Regions from separate parts of the Homo sapiens genome. Here region 2 is linked to region 1. Evidence: read pairs that join two places in POLR2A ChIA-PET (ENCODE). Cell type or tissue: PC-3. All regions are shown on one strand. Each heading gives the region's core, and the rest is flanking DNA. Links, peaks and the distances in the headings are about the cores only. Region 1 overlaps BMPR1B (bone morphogenetic protein receptor type 1B). Region 2 has its middle 100 kb from the start of UNC5C-AS1.

What was found. ChIA-PET counts read pairs that join two places held together with the same protein. Peaks named below come from ENCODE experiments on the same cell type or tissue, not always from the same donor. Only the 100,000 strongest peaks of a DNase experiment are listed, where the experiment ranks them.
Region 2: POLR2A ChIA-PET joins it to region 1 with 7 read pairs; 1 of 35 experiments calls an interaction of 5 or more read pairs at or near these places.

Annotation. Positions count from the first base shown.
Region 1 is chr4:94,921,848-94,929,942 of GRCh38, forward strand. The region is part of intron 2 of BMPR1B (bone morphogenetic protein receptor type 1B); the gene reads left to right. Among named protein-coding and RNA genes, the nearest start is that of BMPR1B, 170 kb to the left of the region's middle. In PC-3, for the core only: no CTCF peak of the experiment used is centred there; DNase peaks (open chromatin) are centred at 2,914 and 4,254; H3K4me3 peaks cover 1,355 bases; H3K27ac peaks cover 3,719 bases.
Region 2 is chr4:95,646,644-95,654,738 of GRCh38, forward strand. No RefSeq gene overlaps it. Among named protein-coding and RNA genes, the nearest start is that of UNC5C-AS1, 100 kb to the left of the region's middle. In PC-3, for the core only: no CTCF peak of the experiment used is centred there; no DNase peak of the experiment used is centred there; H3K27ac peaks cover 484 bases.

The sequences.
Region 1 (8,095 bases), core at 1,497-6,496:
GAAAGAGTCCTTTTTTTGTAATCTAAATATGTTCATCTTTAAAAGAAGATCCTAATATTTTAGATAAATAATCTTGGATTAGCAATTTTTCTGAAAAAAAAAATTCTCATTTTGTTAGCATGTTTTCTTTCCTTTTTTGTTGGCTGGGGAGGGGCAGAGCCTTGCTCTGTCACCCAGGCTGGAGTGCAGCAACACAATTACTGCAGCCTCGACCTTCTGGGTTCAATCTATCCTTCCACCTCAGCCTCCCAAGTAGCTGGGATTACAGGCATGCAGCCCCATACCCTCTTAATTTCTTTTTTCTTATGTAGAGAAGGGAGTCTTCCAGTGTTGCCCCATCTGGTATTGAACTCCTGGGCTCAAGCAGTCCTCCTACCTTGGCCTCCCAAAATGCTGGGATTACAGGCATGAGTCATTGTGCCTGGCCTAGCACTTTTCTTATATGTGTGTGTAACATGTGGATACCTCTTGTGGGACGTGTGCGTGTGTGTATGAGAGAGAGACTGAGAGATGCCTATATGTCATTCTCATTCTATTGTGCTGTCAACACAATAGCAATGTTTAATGGATAAAGCAAACCACAAATAAAACATTATGTATATAAAGTGCAAAATTAGTTTCGTTTTGCAGACTACAGAAATTAATTTCAATAGTCTGTTGATAATGTTTTAGCACTATTATTTTTGTTCTTTCTAAGTTGGTTATAAGATTGCAAAATCTAAAGCATGCGGGAACCTTTGATGGTAATTTCTTCATCAGTGTGACTTCTAGAAACTTTATCTCAATTATGATATATATTACAATTATCTTATATAAAATAATATTAGTAAGCATGCACTGACTGTGTGGAAAATTACTCCTGAAAGCCAGATTTTGTCTCTGGGTAACCACTTGCTGTGTCTTTATTCTGAATAAGAATCAACAGTATGATCCATAAAGCCAACCTAATACTCTTTATTTAGATAAATGTTAAAATACCTTTACACCCTCTATAAGGTTAAATTGATCATTTGCTATCCAGACCCCAAATTATGCAATCTTTTAACAATTGTCAACATTTCTTCTCTAGGTTGTACTAAAATTTTCTCTTTATTTTGAGTTCCGAAGAGCCAAATTGGATAGAGTGCTCACCATTGCTTCTATGCTGCCATTAGGTTAATATATCCCAAAGGAACTCACATCAAAAGTGCTATTTCATTGACCTATTTTCCACCATGGGTCTCTAAAATGCTGTAAACATGCAACATACAATTATGTATAATTAATTTATCTTATATACTTTGTTTATCTTTGTCAGACATTTTGCTTTGTAACTGTTCTATAGAATGTCCTTCTCTTCATTTTTTATGTACATGATGGTGAAGTTTTTAAAATGAAAACATTTTAACATGCTACCTCCTTTAGAGGTAGCATAATATTATTCCTATTTGCCGATGAGAAAATAGTTTTACAGGAGTTTAGTACCTATCCCACAGTCACATACCACCTACAGTTGGGATGTGAATGCAACAGGCTTATGTACTCTGAAATTTTGGATTTATGAAAGGAAATAAAGGAAATATTGAAATTGAAGGGAGTATTTAGATATTCTGATTTACTTGTTGGTGAGGTGTATCTGGTTTAGAGACTACTCAAGGTAATGACTAGCAGTAGATATGCCATTCTTACTGAATGAATTTGAGAGCCCTGGTTTAAGTTTTGGCACTTCCACTTGATAAATGAGTGAACCTTCTTGGACTTAAGTTTCTCAGATTGAATAATAATAAGTTTAGATTAGCTATTCTTTTTAGCCCCAAAGCTTTTTATTCAAATGAATTTATTTCCAGAAGCTGTTTTTGTAGAATAGATAAAATCAGATGTGTTCTTGTTGGAGGTGAAATAGTGGGAAGAGAGGGGTGGTTATAAAACCTTCTCTGCCCTGTTTGCCCCTACCTCTAGGCACAGTTTGAGATGTTCTAGATTAGATGATCTTTCGGCTCAAAGATAATTTGGGTTCTAGATCTCTTTGACTGTGATTTCCGGAAAGGTCCTGCTCACACTTGGACTGGGTCTTAGGAAAATCTATAGTGTGACACTAAATAACATGCATAAACCACTCTTGATGGGTTGCCTTTGACACTGGGTTGCTTCCAGTTATTATAGCATCCAACTTAAGGATGCTATGTCTTGACTAGCATATGCTGTTTGGGGGACTGTGATGTTCTCTTTCATTTTTGGAAGAAATCCTTGACCCTTCCGAGGAGTATTTTTTCCCTGCTACTTGACACATCTGTATTACCCGTATATGGCAACTATAGTTAGTTTTCTTCACTTTTTCTAGGACAAGCAAGATAAAGTTGGAGCTTCAGAATTACTGAAACTATTCTATTGGCTGAATTATTTTATTGTTTATGTGATTTTCTTGTATAATTATTTCCTTGCCCTTAAGTTTCTAAGCAAAACTTACTGTACTCTTAAGTTGGAGAAGATACTAACTTTTTTGCATTACATTTTGCTTTCTCAACATTATAAAACTTGGAGTAGTTGGAGAACCTATTAGGATACCTAGTCTACTACTCCCTGAATTAGGAATAAGGATACTTGGGGGCATTTTTCATCTTTTGACAATAAATACATCCTTGTTTACCCCATCACTGCTCTCAAAACAAGGACTATGATAAAGAGTGGGGACAGAAGCCTCAGGTGTAGGATCAGAATGTGTCCCAGACATGCATGTTAAGGTGGACTGTTTTACTGACCTCCAACATTCATTTGCCACTTCTCTCCAACAAGACAGTCCATGGTTTCCTTCTGAGTATTCATAAATTTTCAGGGAAGCTGACTTCACATCATGTGTGCAACTTAGATCAAGACAATCAGTGTATTTAACGTTTCTTGCTATAGTGATGTGTGTCATACAGTGACACACATACCGTATGACACATATCACTGAGGATGTGAGTCTTTGGTTATTTGTTGAACCACTGAATCAGGCCTTACCTGAGGCTTATACTACTTAACTTTTCAGTGATGTGAGCCAAAAAATCTTCTTCATGTTTATGTTAATTTGAATAATTTATTGCCACTGAACTTTGGCTGCTACATCAAAGCCTTTGGTATCCTTCCAATTTAACTTACTTTCCTAGAAGTAAAATCTCCTGGCCACTTAGACTGTAGTTTCCTCACCTATTAAGTGAAGAGTTTGTTTTGAGGTATACAAAATACATATTAGATCATGCTTGTCCTCTCTGCCTTCAAGAACTGGAACTTATGTCTGTGAAATCAGAAATTGGTCAATCTCCCTCTTCCTATTTAGAATCACCTGCCTTGTAGCCACCCAGACTCCAAGCATGACATTAAGAATATGGATTCCTCCCATACCAGCAGCATAAATGTCTTACACTTTTAGTCAGTTTCACAATTTATGTTGACCTCTCTCCTTTCTTCACTCTAGAAATATAATTTTTAACTATGCAAATTTTGAAAAAAAGGAATGGACATAGGAATGATGAAAAGTGGTCATTTTTCTATTAATCTGTAATTCTGAGGCAATACACAGGACTATAGGGAGGCTAAGAATTAATGATGTCAAAGATAAGTAGTCTGTTTTGATATAAGTCAGTGAATTTTACTGTTGTGTTTCTTAATCACATACTGGCTTCCAAACCTTAGCCAGTCATATCCTAAGTGTTATCAGAAGTTAAAATTTGTGACTTTCACAAACTCACTATTTGTGAATTTCACAGATGAGCCCAAGTCTTTCACCCAGTGTTAGCAAAACAACCAAGAGCACATGCCTTAAAAATTCTAAGTCCATATAAAATCCACATGTAAAGAAAAGCACTGAAGAGCTTTGAAACTTGGACATGGTACCGGAGAGATTTTAATGGGAATTTGGATATTTGTAAGGACTTGAACCAACTATTCAAAAAATAAGGCAAAGAACCAAGTAAATTTTTAAAGCTGAATGAGTTGTGATAGTTGGTGGGGTGTTAGTGGAAAATAACTTTTCTTAGTTTGTGCCAAATGGTGATAGGCAGCAATCAGGGCTTTATAAGAATTCAATGAATGGTAGTTTTCAGCAATCCAATTTCACGCAGCAAAGATTACCTGCAAGGCACACATTTCTCCTTCCTTCCTCCCCTCCTCCCTTCCTCCCTCCCCTTTCCTCCTCTTTCCTCCCCTTCCCTTCCCTTTTGTCCTTTCCTTCCCCTCCCTCCTACCCTCCCTCCCCCCCAATCCCTCCCGTCTCCCTCCCCTTCTCTCCCTTCCTTTCCTTCCCCTCCCTTCCTCCCTCCCTGCCTCCCTCCTTTTCTTCCTTTCTTTGAAAATGACAGCTCTAATATGTGTGACTCAGTGATGAATGCCCAGGAAAGAATATTTATGAAAAATAGGTATGCTCTTTCACTTTGCACTGCAGGATATTTGGTGCTTTTCGTTCTGAATAGATGTTTTATAGGTTTCGCAAATTTTGTATCAGACTCTTCTTGGTCTTATCCGTAAAGACCAATTACATGATTATATTTAGGCCTTAGATGGCTCTAATATGCTTGATAGCCTGACTTTTGCAGTGTTTTCCTACATTCTGAATTATTATTTAAATTCAAGATGTTTAGATTTTACAATTTTTATTTAAGGCCAAGCACAATATTAGCTTAGAGGAGTTTGCCCCAGAGTTCAGATGCATCTGTCATTTTGAATGGATACTCTGGGGACCTTTCTTAATTTGTTTCTCTCACAAACACCTTGTTAAATTTGGTGATCATGTCCAAAGTCAGCAGTGCATGCTGAGTTTCATGAGTTATTTGGCTATACATTAGGTTGCATTTTTTAAAACTGTCACTATTTTCTTGAATCTTACAGTGTTATAATGATTTATAGGGGTGTGTGTGTGTGTTTGTGTAAATGGCTACCTTTGCTTTTTGTGGTTTAAAAAAATAGTTAAAAATAATACCTTCAATGGTATTCATAGGTGAAAATCTAGTAGATAATGTTTAGAAAACAGAGGACCTCAAATTAACTTATGTGTTGACCTTTACAAAAATGTGTAATTTAAACTGTCTCATTTTATTTTGAAAACTTATTAAATGCATGTTTTTTCTTTGGTAGAATCAAAAGAGTTATTTTTAAAAAGATATTTCCTTTCTCAAAATTGACCTAATATTTACTTTCTTTGAAAGTTATTTGTGTATAATCCATTTACCCACAATTCTTAAGTTTTGCTAACAATAACTGGTGAACTCAGATGATCTGGACACAACTAGTGCAAGTCACAGGCTTGGTGCACAAGAAAGGGACAATAAAAGCTCTAGTGGACAGACTGGTTTGTTCATTCCTTGCGAGTCACTGATGAATTGATTTGGCTTCAAACTCGTGCTAACATATTAACATTTTCAATTAAATTCAGCAAATAATGACAGTGTTACTATGATCAGATCATTAGGCTCCTCTAGATGAGAAATAATTGTAGTGCATTTCCTGCCCTCATGGAGCCAGTGGATTGCTAATGGCATTTAAGGCAAAAGCAAAAATAAACAATATTCAAAATGAAACATAGGAACTATACAAGGCACAGACATTCTGTGAGGGCTCCTAAAAGGGCAGGATCAGAGATGAATGGGGAAAGTAAAATCATCATGAAGAAATTGATGTTTGAGTTTATGAAGAAACAGATGTTTGAGATTATTATTGAAGGATCAAGTAGTCTTTTGGTGAGAGAAGATGGGAGAAAAGGACATTCAGTTGGCAGAAATAGCATAGTGATGTTAGGGAGGTCAGAAACTGGGAAATGCAGTTCCAGGATAGCAAGCCTGAAATCGTTGTGCATGAAGGAAACTGCCATGTTATGGATCTTAAATCCCAGGCCAAGGAGTATTCACTTAATTTGCCAGGCAGGGGAGAACCATTGAAAGCTGAAAAGCAGTAACTTGGAACTGGACTTTATGGAGAGCAGTTGGGACTCTGCTTAGGAAGAACTGGAATGCATTCAGAAAGTTGCACAGATAGAGATAGTAAAGGGCCTAATTGCATTGTGGCAGAGGTAATGTAAAGAAAGAGACCATTGCCTGGCACATCGAGTATGTGGAATCCATTGTATTTGGCAGCTAATTGGATATGGAGGATGATAACACCAAAGTTTTGAGGCTGAGTATCTCTGGAATGTTGGTTATTTTTGTTAACAGAAACTGGGCAGTCAGAAGAGGAGCTGTTTGTGGAGAGTAAATGTAGGAATTTGGTAAAAGTGCTTTTTCTTATATTGCTCTAGTAGGCGAAAGTCTCGTCAAATGATTAAATATGTGTATGTGGTTATTTTTTATTTTATTTTCTGTTTTATTGTATTTTTTTTTTTTTTAGAAAGAGAAATAAAGCTATGTTGCCCAGGCTGGAGGGCAGTGGTATGATCATAGCTCACTGTAACCTCAAGCTCTTGGACTCAAGAGATACTCCTGCTTCCACGTCCCAAGTAGCTAGGACTACAGGCATGCACCACTGTTTATTTTTAAAAATGTTTGTAGCTGCAAATCTTCCGAATGGGTGTGTGTAGTTCTTTTATAAATTTCCTCGAGATAAGGTGTAGGCAGAAACTGGTATTATTGTGCATGAAGGCAGATCAGTTACATTTTCATCTTGATAAACTAAAAATATTTTTAAGAGTTGAAATCTCATTCTAATTTCTGGTTGATTCTTTTGAGACAGCATTGGGCGGGCCCTCCTCCTATGTTGTCATGCAAATTAAGTGGAAGGCTGGGTTGTTTTTTTTTTTGGCAAGTCCCTTAGTAATATAAGAAAAAATATTATTGTTTGGCTAGATGCTAATGTGAATAAACAGATGGCTGGCACTATAGCTGTTTTGCCTGAGATATGAAAACATGTAAAGATATAAAACAGGCCCCTTATTTTTGCTCATTGGTCTTTGGTTCATATAAGATATTTTACCTGTTTATATCTTTTATGTGGTTGAATAATAATCAACTGAGCAATTAATTGGGGTAACATTACTAAGTCATTTATGTCATACAGAATCTATGGCATAATCTATTTTGATGTTATATTTGTATTTTATGAGTTTTAGGGATAAATTAATTTTACTATTCTCATAAAACTCATTTATTTTTACTTTTATGCCCCCAGACCATAAGATTCATTTAAAAGAACAAATAAAATGATTTGTGACACAACTCTATGAACAGTTTTCATGATACATGCACTGAAAACCACCAAAGGCAATGCCTCCCAACAATTCCAGCTTCCTTAGATTGTGGAGCATGAAACTTGGCTACTACGATGGCTTAAGAGATTCCTAAATGCTTTAATCCAGTAAGTGTCCCACAGCACTTCTCTTAATTTCCACTGAGATTTTGGTTACAGTCAAAGCCGTCGTTAAACATTTGTTTGGTATTGCCTTGGGGGATAGTGGCATGTCTTAAAAACTTGGGCAGTGTGACTTGCAGTGGAGAAACTAAACTAGAATCACTTGGAGCATTTAATATGTGCCGTGACCTATGCTAGAACCACTCTCTGTATGTTCTCACATCATATTTGCTCCTCTGTAACTTTTGTATCACTTCTGTTATCATCTCTCTGCTAAAACTCTTTTGCAAATGTCATGAATTACTTCTTTGCAAAATTTAAGGGCCTTCTTTAAGTCCTTTTGGTGTATCTCAGGATCATTTAACACTCAGGAGTCCCTTCTCAAAACTGTGTTTTCTGGACTCTCCTCACCCACTTCTGACCACTTGTGCTGCTGCTGCTTTGGTTCCTTTGCAAGTTTCTCTATTTCCTCTGTGTCCCTTCTTGGTGCTCTCAGATCAATTTGAAGCTTTCTTCTCTTAGCCCTATTCTGGCTCATTCTTCCCGCTTTTCATGACTTCATTTAACTGCACTGTAGCTGATGCCTCTCATATCTTACATCCCAGCACAGGTCTCTCTCTTATGCACCAGATCCTCACGTCCTATGATTTCTGCACGTCTCCACTTGGAATGATAAACAAGAACTTCAAGCTTGACACGTCCCATGTCCCAAGCTAACCTCGTCTTCCCTTCCCCCACCAGATTTGCTTTTCCTCCTGTGTTCCCTAATTAGTAAACTGCATCTCTGTTCTCCTTGTGGCCAAAA
Region 2 (8,095 bases), core at 1,694-6,693, 720 kb after region 1:
GACCCATATTATTAATTTGCCCAGGGTTTTGCAAAGTTATAACAAACATATAAAATGCTGCCTAGTTAACATCACCATTTCACCACTTATTTATTGGTAATCTTTTAAAGACACATATATAAATATTAAATGTGTGCTTAATTGTATCTACAAATATTTGTGGAGACTTGTCATCACTGTGCTTTTTTATTTAGAGTGTAACAAGTCTGAGAATTGGAATAGCATGGTGTTAAAACCACTCTTTCAAGTTTAATTTTATGAATAAAAGGAAATTTTTAAAATGCTAGTTTTTCTGTGTTATGGTTCAAATTTGTACTCTGAAATAACCTTTTTAAATTTCATTTACAACCTTGCTAAGATGAACTTTTTCCTCTTGTAACATTCTTAAGTATCAGAAAAACGTTTATATTCAGCTAGCTCTAAAGATCAATTTTAACATTTAATAGATGTATTGCAAGTACAAAAGGCATAATCTTATCAAACTCTTATTATGGAATTTCCCTGTATTTTATAGTTTCTAATTTTCTCATTACCCATTTAGAATTTTGTTTAAGTTTAGACTTTGCTATTATTTAGTTCCATATGCAAAATATTGATATTTGGGTTAGAGAGGAGTGGTTGAATGGCTAGAAATACATAAGAACTAATCAGAGGGACCCATTAGTTCAGTTCACAACTGATTTTGGTGCATACCAAAATTAACCAAAACTTCATATTAAATTTTACCTTCACAAAAATTACAATGATACATTATAAACCTAGATGCTGCTGCTTACCAAAGAAACATGTCGTAGTAGGGGAACTCTTGGGTATGTTACATAACCAGCCTGAATCTCAGTTTCCTCCTCATATTGAGGGGACAAAGTGTGATGACCTTGAGGTCTAAGTTTTTCCAGCTCTAAGATGCCAGGAATTCATTTGATGTCATGTAAGTCTTTGCACATGTAAAAGACACTGCCTAATGTTTATCTATTTGGTAAGCAAGACCAACCTTGCTTATCCCTTAAATGTTTCTTAGACTCATTATTTTCTCTCCTCTTTTCACTACCACCATTTTAGTCATGCTAGTCAGCATCTGGATTTTTGCAGTGGCTTTCAAGCTGGGTTTTCTCTGATGTCTATTTTATATCCCGATAACCGGATGTTTATTAATTCATTCGACAAATATTTATTAAATGTTGTACTATGTTCCAGCACTATTTTGTCTCAGCTGTGAGAAAAGCAGACAAAAACATTTTATTTCATAGAGCTTAGTTTCCAGCAAAGATTGAAAGATAATAATAAACCTATAAAAAAAATATATATATGTGTGTGTGTGTGTGTGTGTGTGTGTGTGTGTGTGTGTCAAATGGTCATAAGAATAAGGAAAATAGACAGAGTTGAAACTTAGGGAAAATTGGTGTGGGGGGATGGGATAGATTTATAATTTTAAATATGATAGGAAAGACCCACTAATAAAAATGACTTTTAAATGGAGACTGTTTAAGCATTTATTGTGAGTGCCACATTTAGTGAGTTCCAGATAATGTGATTCGCAAAGGTATTTTCAAGGGGAGGAAAATGTATAAATTTCAGAATTCAAGGAGTTTAGGGTCTAGTGGAGGAAATAAGCAAATAAACCATCAAGTAAAAAAGAGTCATCTATGATATAATGCCAAAAAGCATAAATCCAGATTCAATCTCTACCATTTCCCAGCTGTATAGCCTGGGAAATTTATTTAACATAGCTAGCTTCAGTGTGTTCATCTAGAAAATAAAGAGTATAATAGTACCCAACCCTGTGTCCTAAAATAATTACAAAGCTTAAATATGCTAGCAGATTTTTGTTTTCCTTCTTTCTTACAGACTTAGTGCTGTAGCTAGCATAAGTTGCCACTTAATATATGTCCAATGATTTAATAAAAGAACAATAAAATACTTTTTAAGAAGTGATTTTTGTTTTACAGTTTTACCCATTGTACACAGAGAGCTGTATAATTCTTTTTTGCTTTTATGGTAGACCTTGGCTAAGCTTTTTAAATTTATGCTCATCTTTTGAATTATCTGAGCTATAAAAAACATCTAAGGACAACAGCGATTGTGAATTAAAAAAAAATCTGAAAACTCCACTGATTAAAATGTTAAATTTAAAATGTTAAATCTTTAAATTAAAAGGTTAAATCTCTGTAAATATAATTTTCTATGAACAAAAATAAGTGTTAATATTAATTCTACAGTTATTATTGCTAAAACCTCAAGGCTTCCCAGGCAGAATGAAAGAGTATTATTTTACAAAATGAATCTATTTTCTTGTGCTATATAAAGGTTTTAATTTTGATGACAATGAAAGGCATCTCTAGTACCTAGCTAATAGCTATTTACATATGAGATTAGAGTTGGCCTTTAAAATTATTTTTAGATAGAGTAAAATAAACTTTGCCTCATTTTCTGGTGAAATGGGCTTAATCAACTACATCAGTCAATTTCCTACTATAAAAGAGGTAATATGAAAAGAACACAATATATGTACTCTATATATTTGTTTTGCAACTCAGTCATATAATGCAACCAAAGAGACCCACTATCTAGTATAAGTAAAGCAATGTTATTTTTATCCCACACTTTTCACATTTTTCAGTATGTTTAAATTAAGAGCCATGTTTAGGATTGCATGAAAAGTCACAGTCCTTCCATTAAATTCGTATACCTAGTACATTTCCAAAATGATAAGCCTGATATAAATAAAACCAGGAAAATTGGTTTTGATGCATTTTAGCTTCTGCATCAAAAAATATTGAAATAAGCATTAAAAGCAAATAGTTGTCTTTCAAAGCTGTAGTAGATTTTCCCCCTCATAGAATCCATCAGCTTTTGAAGAGGAACAAGTCATTCATTTGAAAACAGAGGTCATATTAGAAAAAAAGCAATACATGCATGACTAACAAAATCTTCTCACTCCGGAGCAAAATTTTATTTAAATTTCAAATCAGTAGTGAACCCTATCCAAACACTTTTTGAACAAGAAGGATGAACTGTATTTCTATGGAGATAGAAATACAAGATAGAAAGATAAGATATGATAGATCTTATCTTTCCTATGCCCTTGCTTACCACTGAAAGCACAGTAGGTCATGAAAAGGTACAGCTTAACTCATAAATAATGTTTAATTCACTTTATTATTACTCACCGTTCAGTTTGGAACCAAATAAGTAATCTGTGAGTATAATTATAATAATTTCATTACTCATAAACAAAACACTTATATTACATACCTGGAAATACTCTTTTGATGGTTAAAAATAAGCTTAAATATAAGTTGTTAGCAAATAAGTGTAAATAATAGTAAATCACGGAAATTAACTACTCTTTATTTTCAAACATAGGCCAGGGCTGATGTCACTTAAAATTTGTATATCCAGCATCTCTATTTGCAAGATTAGCTAGCTATCTTTGATTTTTTAAAATATATTATACAACTGGTTTGGGAAAATACTTGCATAAAATACACTACACAAAACTAAAGTTAGTAGATCATTTGGGAAATAAAAAGAAACATGTTATTGAAAATGGAGGCTATTGAAATTTTCAGTGTAAAAGTGACTTTAAATTAAATCCGCAGACAAAAGTTGACACTGAAAAGCATATAAGAAAGGGTGTCATTTTGATATTTTCAAAGTTCTGGATATTAATCATTTTATAGATCAGATAATTGATTATATTTAAAACTTTTGGTCAAGCATTTAGCACTGTATGCACACTGCCATCCTGGAAAAACATTTGAGGAAGCCACTGATTATGTAGTCTGGGCAACGTATTCATGTATTCTACTTTGGATTAGTTCTAATGCATGTGACTACCAACACTCTGATAATAAGTACAATATGTCACTGGAGAATAATAAAATATGAGTTACTGGATGTATCTCGAAGGTGGGGAAGCATAACTAGAATGTATTTTCCACATACCAGTTCTAAACCAGAATCAAGGAAACAGAAACCAAAATGCCTCTTTTGTGGATACAAAGAATACTGGAGGCTTCTATTGGAAGGCAAAGTAAGCTTCTTCGTGTTCAGCCCCAAATTGGGTGGGATTCTTCCCACAGTAACAGGGACTTCTTAGAGGATCAAAGTAGAAAAATAGCTTTGGTTTAAAACTGTTCTATAAAGAGAAATAGAAAGATAGAACTACAAGTGCTCAGTTTCTCCTTCCATGCTCACTAGTTAAAAAGCTGTCCACCTGATGTGGAGTCAGAATATGGATACAGAGGCCAAGGATCCTAGAAGATGGGGCTCCCTCCATATCCAAGGAAATATAAGGAGTGGAGAAGCAGGCTAACACTTGATTCACCTAGAACAACTCTTGGATATGAGATAATGATGCCAAATAAGAAATGGGGCTACATAGACAAAGAATCTATGACTAAAATTGCTGTTTAAGTCAATATTTATCAAGTAGTTACCATGTGCAAATGACAATGCTTTATACAGATATTTGCAAAGAGGTTGAACTCAATAAATATTTGTTGGATTAATGAAAATATGATATAAAAGCTCCAATGGAACTAAAAAAAATCAAAGCCAAAAGTTAATTCAGTTAATTGGCACTATAATTCCAATTGTCTTTGTTTAGGAGTTGAAAGAGAAAAGCAATCAATATTCAGAGCTCCCATGTGCTCAGCCACGTATTTAATATTTTTATTTCTGTTGTGGAAGATGGCCAAAACAAACAAAAAAAAGGCCTTAGTCTTCCCAGCTCCAGGTATTCGTGTCCTTTGTCATCTAACTTAGTAATGTTCTCAGATTGGCTGTGTGTCTTGCTTGGGTCAGCAGGATGCAGCAAAACACGACCAAGCAGAAGCTGGAAAAGTACTTGAATGATTGAGCTTGCTCTCTCTCTTGTACTGTTTCTATTACCATGAGGACATACCTGATCTAGCCTGCTAGACTGTAAGAGACATGTTGTACAGCCAATATATTCCTGTTGTCTCATCTGAGACCTGCAAATGCAATAAAGTTCAGCAGATCTACCTAGAAAGTACCCCAGACAATTGGGCACAGAAAGCTGATTTTTGTATGCCACTGAGGTTTCATGGTTCTTTTTACACAGCATTATTGCAACAATAGATAAATGGTACAGCTTCCTTCCATTCTCCCTCCCTCCCTTCCTCTAGCTCTCTTTCCCTCAACCTCTCTCTTCCTTTTTAAAATGATAAATCAAAATTTATTTATTACTTACTGTATGCCAGGCACAATGGGAAAAAGTGGAGGTGCAAGGATAATAAGACACTAGCCCAATCACTTTATTCCCATGTACATCAAATCTCTCTACAATTCATGTTCTCTTAGACTGTCAAAGTCAATAAGCTATAAAATTAAGTGACTATTTTCAGCCAAAACTACATTGGCTTATTGTTGAATTCAAAGCAAAGCTTTGAGCATCTAACTAAAGGTAAATAACAGACAGTGCTTAGTCATTACTTTTATTGTTAGCTCTAGCCTCATGTCTTAGAGCCTGGGCATAAAGACATGTCCTAATCCATAAGGTTGCTGGTGTCTCATGTGCCAGAAACAAAACAGATCAAGGAGAAGCTACTTTAATCATAGGAATTGTCATGTATGAAATGTATACCATTGTAGGACTACACAAGACGTGGTGATACAACCATCAAAATTAAAAGTGCTTTTCATGGCCTTATAGCAAAAATCTAAAACACATATCCTTTATTTTTAATTAAAAATATATATTATAGGCCGGGCGCGGTGGCTCACGCCTGTAAACCCAGCACTTTGGGAGGCTGAGGCGGGCGGATCAGGAGGTCAGGAGATCGAGACCATCCTGGCTAACATGGTGAAACCCCATCTCTACTAAAAATACAAAAAATTAGCCATGTGTGGTGGCGGGCACCTGTAGTCCCAGCTACTCGGGAGGCTGAGGCAGGAGAATGGCATGAACCCAAGAGGTGGAGCTTGCAGTGAGCCGAGATGGCACCACCATACTCCAGCCCGGGTGACAGAGCGAGACCCTGTCTCAAAAAAAAAAAAAAGTATATATATATACACACACACACATATATATATATACACGCACACATATATATACATATATATTTTATATATATCTATATAAAAAATAAAAATTTCCAAATATATGTAAAGGTATAGAAAATAATATAATTCAATGGCATATACCTATTAACTCAAACTCAACAATTACAACTCAGTGCCAGTTTGTTTCATTTATAGCCACACTCACCTTCCTTGATTTTAATTTGAAGCAAATATCAGTCATATCTTTAATCTGTATTCAATACATATATCTACATACTACAAGCTTTTAAAAATTTTTTGATATCCCTACTACACTAAAAATAATAACTTAATAGAAAATCTCATAGTCCATGTTCAAATATGGCCTGTTGTTTCACAAAAATGTTCAAGTGAGACCAAGAGACAAACAACTTTTCGGACTGTAATTGGTTTATATATGTAAGTCTTTTAATTTTAAAATACTAATACTTTTCTCTCTTTTATCTTGCAATTTACGTTTTGAAGAAGCTGAGTCATTCGTCTTATAATTCATGACAGTCTGAATTTTCCTATGGAATTATGTAATATGTTCCTCTGATTCATTTTTCCTGAAACTGGGAAGTTAGATCTATGGGCTTGATCATCTTCAGGTTAGATTCTTTGGCATAAATACTTCAGAGGATGTTTTGTGTATTTCCAAAAGGAAGCGTGGATGCCTCTTTTTCCAAATCTATCATTTATCTAAATTCATTAATTCACTATGGACTGCAAAATGGTGATATTTATTATTATTTTGAAAATAATTTCAACTTTTATTTTAGATTCAGGGGGTACACATGCAGATTTGTTACCTGGGTATATTGTATGAGGTTGACGTTTGGGGTATGATTGATCCTGTCACCCAGGTACTGAGTATAATACCCAATAGTTTTTTAACCCTTGCCCCCTTCTCTTCATCCCTGCTCTAGTAGTCCCCAGGGTCTACTGTTGCCATCTTTACGTACATGAGTACCCATTGTTTAGCTCCCACTTCTAAGTGAGTACATGTGGTATTTGGTTTACTGTTTCTGTGTTAATTCACTTGGGATAATGGCCTCCTGTTGCATCTATGTTGTTGCAAAGGACATGATTTTGTTCTTTCATATGGCTGCATAGTATCCATGATATATGTATACCACATTTTCTTTATCCAGTCAACAATTGATGGGCACCTAGATTGATTCCATACCTTTGTTATTGTGAATAGTGCTGCAATGAACATACAAGTAACTGTGTCTTTTTGGTAGGACTATTTATTTTCTTTTAGATGGATACCCAGTAATGGGATTGCTGGGTTGAATGGTAGTTCTAAGTTCTTTGATAAATCTCTAAACTACTTTTCACAGTGGCTGAACTAATTGACATTCCCACCGATAGTACCTACACTTTCCCTTTTCTCTGCAGCTTTGCCTGCATTTGTTTATTGATGTTTTAATAATAATTATTCTGACTGATGTGAGATGGTATCTCATTCCAGTTTTGATTTGCATTTATCTGATGATTAGTAATGTGGAACTTGTTTTGCATGTTTGATGGCTGCATTTCTATCGTATTATGAGAAATGCCTGTTGTGTCTTTTGCTCATTTTTAACTGGGATTATATGTTTTTTGCTTGTTGAATTGTTTAATTTCCTATACATTTGGATATTAGACCTTTCTCAGATGTATAGTTGTCAAATATTTTCTCCTATTCTGTAAATTCTCTGTTGATAGTTCTTTCCTGTGCAGAAGTTCTTTAGTTTAATTAGGTCCCACTTATCAAGTTTTGTTTTTGTTGCCATTGTTTTTGAGGAATTAGTCATAAATTCCTTCCCAAGGCTGATGTCCCAAATGGTGTTTCCTGGGTTTTCTTCTAGAATTCTTATAGTTTGGGGTCTTACATTTAAATATTTAATCCATCTTGAGTTAATGTTTGTATATGGTGAAAGATAGGGGTATAATTTTATTCATTTGCACATGGCTAGCCATTTATTGAATAGAGATGCCTTTCCCCATTGCTTATTTTTGTCAACTTTGTCATAAGTCAGAGGGTTGTAGGTGTGCAGTTTTA